Linked DNA regions of Homo sapiens: region 2 is linked to region 1. A link is an interaction called in ENCODE POLR2A ChIA-PET data of the cell type or tissue named here. Cell type or tissue: MCF 10A. All regions are shown on one strand. Links, peaks and the distances in the headings refer to the core of each region. The heading gives the core; the rest is flanking DNA.

Region 1 (2,924 bases), core at 92-2,591:
ATATAAGTTTTAACTGGGTCCATGCCATCCCCTGATAAAAGATATGTCAGTCACTAAAAAGAAAAGAGGGGTGTGCCAGAGCAGGCTCTGTCTCACATAGGTTAAAAGAAAAGTCTCTACATATATGTGTGTGTGTGTGTGTGTGTGTATATATATACACAAATATGTGTGTGTATATATGTGTATATAGAGTTTTCTCTACATATATATGCATATATATGTATATATATGCATATATATACATATACATATATACACGCACACACACACACACATATATATATGGCAAAGATGGTTAATGACAACTGACCCTCTGGCTTTGTGTGGGGAGATAACAGGAAGTGATGGGAACGGCGCTGAGCAGGGAAGCTCATGTCTCACCTAATAGGCTCAGCCATATTCTGCCCCAGCAATGTGGGAATGGAGCCCACTGTGTTCTGATGTTCCCATTTTCCAAGAGAAGCAATGACCTGCTCTACATTGGCTCACTCTGCTTCAGCCACACTATCCTACAGCTATCCTTTGAACATGCGCCAGTCCTTCCACTACAGGGCTTTTGTACTATCTGTTCCATCTGCTGAGAATGCTCCTCTTCCATGTATCAGCATGAACCCTTCAAATCTTTGGTCAAACTGTAAGAAGCATATCTGAGGCATAATTCAGATTTTTGTGCCAACTCTTGTATTATTTTATTTCCTTTATTTTTATTTTGAGACAGAATCTCTGTCTGTCGCCCAGGCTGGAGTGCAGTGGTGCAATCTCGGCTCATTGCAACCTCCACCTCCTGGGTTCAAGCAATTCTCCTGCCTCAGCCTCCCAGGTAGCTCGGATAACAGGCATGCATCACCACGCCAAGCTAATTTTTGTATTTTTAGTAGAGACAGGGTTTCTCCATGTTGGCCAGGCTGGTCTTGAACTCCTGGTCTCAAGCGATCCACCTGCCTTGGCCTCCGAAAGTGCTGAGATTACAGGTGTGAGCCACCGCGCCCGGCCTTTCCTTATTTTAGAATCAACACCCACATATTTCAAAATTCTGTGTCTGAATGTTGCAATTTGTACCTAACCTTCAACCACTGACCAAGGAGAGAGAGTTTTCCTTGAGACAACATTTTAGGAAATGTTATGCCACACAATAAGAAATGCACTCTATTGCTTTGCAAACCAGCGTAAGGAAGGTGGAGCTTGAAATAAAGGTGCCCATCACCAGACTCTTAGACCACGGCAAATACTTATTACTCTGGGGACAGATAGCCATCAACCATCTACCCTCTTCTTCTCTTTGCCAGTCAGAAAGTGCTGGCTCTGAAGCTGGGGTGGACAGTATTTCTAAAAGGACAATTCTGGGTAATTAACTCCTCCCTGCCCTATGTAAATGCTCTGGCACAAACCTGATCCAACTCCCTCTACACAGCTGTCCATTCCTTGCAGCTTTCCGTTTAGGCCAGCAGATGGCAGCAAGTATTGGCTGAAATAGGAAACCAACTTACTCCTTCAGAGTTGATGTTCTTTTTGATGCATTTTCTTTGACTTGTGCCAATAAAAACAATAAAAGTAATTTACATTTGCCTCACTCATTACTTCTCACACTGAGAAACAGGAAGGTTAATCCATTTTAGACCTGACTTATCATTTTGAAAGGGTGATCATGAAAGTCTGAATATGTGAAATGGGGCAAAAGTCTTAAACTGTTCCTTAGTAACAAAACATAAAATTTAATATATATTACCAAACAAAAATTATTTATTTAATCTTGATTCCAATGGCTGTTCTTAATAAAAAAACTACAAATATTTGTTATATTTCTAAGTAAAGGTACAATAACTTGAGGATGTGCACAAAATGATAAACAATTATATTATTATTTTCTGAATAACGTCCACATTTGTCCAAATCTATCCTTTAAAATGTACTGCATCCTTTTAATCACTTGGAGATGCAAATAATGAAATATATATGGGGAAAAGTTACTAGGAAGAACTTCTACATATCATGAAAGTGAACTCTTGTTTTATTACTATCTTTTGGAGAGTAGCAATATAAATATTTTTGAAAGTTTTTGTTATGTCAACAGCAATTATGGAATAACTAAATGTCTTTGAGGGGAAAAGGAAAATGGACCCAATAAAGGGTCAATTTATTAGAGGCAATTAAGTCTACAGAACAATTATTTCTGTACTTCATGCTTCAAAGTTTTGTTCAATGTAAACTAAAATCTAGATAACCTAGGAAGCAAGAAAAGTGATAAATGAACAGTCAGGCTACACAACAGGTAAGGAGGAGAGCTGATGTGAGAAGCAGGAATTGCCAGTGCCTGTAGATGTCAACAGAATTTACATGTGAGTTGTTTGCTAAGAAATGCAAAGAAACCTACAGATGATTGTTAGTGGTTAGTACCTGGAAAGGTAAAGGAAACAGACTGAGAAAGATGCGATGCCCTGATACTTCTGAAAGGATCAAACTCTTTGTAAAGATTAAAAAAAAAAAAAAAAGGCCAGGTGCAGTGGCTCACGCCTGTAATCCCAGCACTTTGGGAGGCTAAGGTGGGCGGATCACGAGGTCAAGAGATTGAGACCACCCTGGCTAACGTGGTGAAACCCTGTCTCTACTAAAAATACAAAAATTAGCTAGGTGTGGTGGCGGGCACCTGTAGTCCCAGCTACTCAGGAGGCTGAGGCAGCAGAATTGCTTGAACCCGGGAGGCAGAGGTTGGAGTGAGCCAAGATCGCGCCACCGCACTCCAGCTTGGTGACAGAGCAAAACTCCATTTCAAAAAAAAAAAGAAGAAGAAGAAGGAGAAAAGACAAATTTGTTATGGATTGCATCTTAGAATTACAGACTGACAGAGATTGATGGAATGTGGATATTATTTTAGCCTAGTCTTCAGCCCTTCTAAATTCTGTGGAAATTCCTTCCTTTGTATCTCT
Region 2 (2,924 bases), core at 132-2,631, 280 kb after region 1:
TTTTCAGAAGGTTCTGTATTCTAAGTGGAGGGCTTGGAAACGTGTTTGGAAGAGTGGAAAAAGACAGGTGGAAGAGTTTCGAATGGTATCATAGCTTTGTTATTTTGGATGTTTTTCTCCATTTTTGATATAAGTTACTATAAATGTCCTATGCCACCATTTACTGCCTGTCATGTATGTACTGAGTCATATGAGGTTTTTTCTTGATGTATTGTCAGGAAACAGTTAATAAAGAAATCTCGTCTACACCCACCTCGCATATAGAGTGGGTTTCTTTTTCCTGTCTACGGGAAAAAGGAATGACATGAAAAGCAGGAAGCACCCCTGAGTGCTCTAGTGAATTAAGATTGGAACCAGAATTTGGGGCTATTTCTCCACATCTTATTGTTTTTGTCTTAATTTGTAGCCAGGATAAATATTTAGATACATGTACACAAGAGCCTAGGAATAACATTAGGCTGTCAAGATTAAGAGAAAAAAGCAAAACCGGCCGGGCGCAGTGGCTCACACCTGTAATCCCAGCACTTTGGAAGGCCGAGGTGGGCGGATCACAAGGTCAGGAGTTCGAGACCAACCTGACCAACATGGTGAAACCCTGTCTCTACTAAAAATACACAAAAAAATTGGCCGGGCATGGTGGCACGCGCCTGTAATCCCAGCTACTCAGAAGGCTGAGGCAGGAGAATCACTTGAACCCAGGAGGTGGAGGTTGCAGTGAGCCGAGATTGTGCCACCGCGCTCCAGCCTTAGGGACAGAGTGAGACTCCGTCTCAACAACAACAACAACAACAAAAGAGCAAAACTGCAAAAAGCAAAGCAAGGTGAGGGCTCTCAGTCCTTACTTTTCCTCCAGTCATTTTTTCTGATACTGAATCAACCTGACAGCTCTTGGAAGTATTGCTGATGTAGCCTTAAATTCTAGCTCCACTGAGAACAATTTCCTTGTTCAGTTATATCACAGGAGATGGTGTTTGAATCATGTCAGCGTGGTGTGTGATCGTTTTGCGTGGTCTGATGCGGTTCGTTTTTTCTTTGTTGGGTACCCATGGTGTCATAAACACACTGTTGTTCTCCCCTACCCTCTCCGCATAAGATAAAAGATAAAAAAGAAAGCCATGAACAGCATGAAACACCTGCTGGCGGGGGCGGGGGCGGGGGGTTGATGGTGTTGTGGGAGAGGACAGAGCAGTTGGTGGGGGAGGAGAAAGGTGCGTGGGATGGCAGACAACCCATTCCCTTGTTTTTGCTACTCTAATCTCAGCCTAGGCTATAGCTGCCCAGGAACTCAGAATTTGGGCTTCTTATTTATTGCTTTGATTCACTCTTTCAGCAAATATTTGGTTGACTAATACCAGGCACAAGTCTGAGTGCTGATTCACCTCCACAGATTGAAACCGAAGACATGACCCGTTGTCAAGAATGTGCACACAGGGGCCTGGGCTGTTCACAGCACCGGGCGGAAAGGGCATTCCCTCCCTCCTCCCTCCCTTCTGACCATCCGCTCCCTCTCTCCCTCTTAACTTCCTCCCTACTTCCCTCCCTCTCTTCCTCTTCCTTCCATTCTCTCTCGCTCTTTCTCTCGCTCTCTTTTCTTTCCCTTCCTCCTTTCTTACCCACTTCCTTCCTTCCTCTCCTCCCTTCCTCCTTCCTTTCCTTTCTTTCTTCCTTCCTTCCTTCCTTTTTTGTACTTAAGTTTTCAAACATACGTCAGCAGAGAGGCCAAAGAGAACTCCACGTGCCCATCTCCCAGCTTCAAAAATTGCCAGCGTTTTGCAAAAAGGGCTAAAGTTGAATACTTAACAACCCTTGGGGAAGGCAGGCGTATGTCTTGTTGTCATTCTACTTATGAATAGGCAGTAGGAAGTTATTTGAACTTTACAAAATATTTCCCACATTTTGTCAACCGAATGAGACACTATAATAACTACAAAATATCGCAAAAAACACTATATGAAGTTTTGGAATTTGTTAGAAATCACTGTATGTAAAATCAGTGCCTAAGGGCAAAACCCTTGTACCTCTGATTATTAATATAATGGATATAGTTTTTGTCTTGAAATCATTTAAACTTGAATTTCAGAGTGACTTTATGCTAGACATGCATTGATCATGCAAGTGTTGGGGACAGAGCTAAGAAACACCTGGTAGCTAATTAGAATTATGCCCTTCTAATTTGGTGGTTTCTGTATCTATGTTAGGCCCCAGGATTGGGCCTGCTGGATGTGCATGTACTAATAGCAAGTCATGTTTTGGTAGAGTTCAATAGTGTACCTGTACACACTGCTTGAGATATTTAAAAATGAAATTATTGCAACTGCTATATCTTCAGAATAATAGATGAATTAGAATGTGGTAGCAACTCAGAAGTCAAGAATCTTGTCTTGAGAGAAAAGAGGAAAATATGTGATGACTTAATACTCATAAAATCCATTACTTTATAAAATCATTTTAATTCAGTTTTGGAACTTTAGATCATGAAGTGGGCATAATGCACATGTCATAATGCTCTGGTGTGTGTGTGTGTGTGTGTGTGTGTGTGTGTGTGTGTGTGTAGGGAGAGAGAGGGAGAAAGAAGGGAGAGAAATGAGAGCCTGTTAAGGTTGAGACAGGAATGATTATTTGCAGCCTATAGTATAACTTTTGACTTTTGTGCTATTAACAAGGTTTTATCCCATGATACTGTTATTTCATAAGAACATGACAAAGACATTACAAGAAAGTTAAAAATTATCTTCTGCCCAACTATTATATCCGATATTATCATTTTCACTGACAAAAATTGATTGGAGCATCTCCTGTGTGCAGCACGCTGCCTTAGGAAGTCTTGGGGACACAAAGGCCTGAGGATCTCAGTTGGCTGAGCTGTAAAAACCAGTCTCCAACCCTTGTTCATTGTACAGTGAGATTAGTAATAGTCTTTTGAA

What was found. ChIA-PET counts read pairs that join two places held together with the same protein. Peaks named below come from ENCODE experiments on the same cell type or tissue, not always from the same donor. Only the 100,000 strongest peaks of a DNase experiment are listed, where the experiment ranks them.
Region 2: POLR2A ChIA-PET joins it to region 1 with 5 read pairs; 2 of 35 experiments call an interaction of 5 or more read pairs at or near these places.

The regions. Positions count from the first base shown.
Region 1 is chr9:77,149,475-77,152,398 of GRCh38, reverse strand. No RefSeq gene overlaps it. Among named protein-coding and RNA genes, the nearest start is that of VPS13A, 27 kb to the left of the region's middle. In MCF 10A, for the core only: a CTCF peak has its summit at 1,458 (motif pointing right); DNase peaks (open chromatin) are centred at 1,048 and 1,448.
Region 2 is chr9:76,865,435-76,868,358 of GRCh38, reverse strand. All of the region lies in intron 1 of PRUNE2 (prune homolog 2 with BCH domain), which reads left to right. Among named protein-coding and RNA genes, the nearest start is that of PRUNE2, 39 kb to the left of the region's middle. In MCF 10A, for the core only: no CTCF peak of the experiment used is centred there; a DNase peak (open chromatin) is centred at 1,398.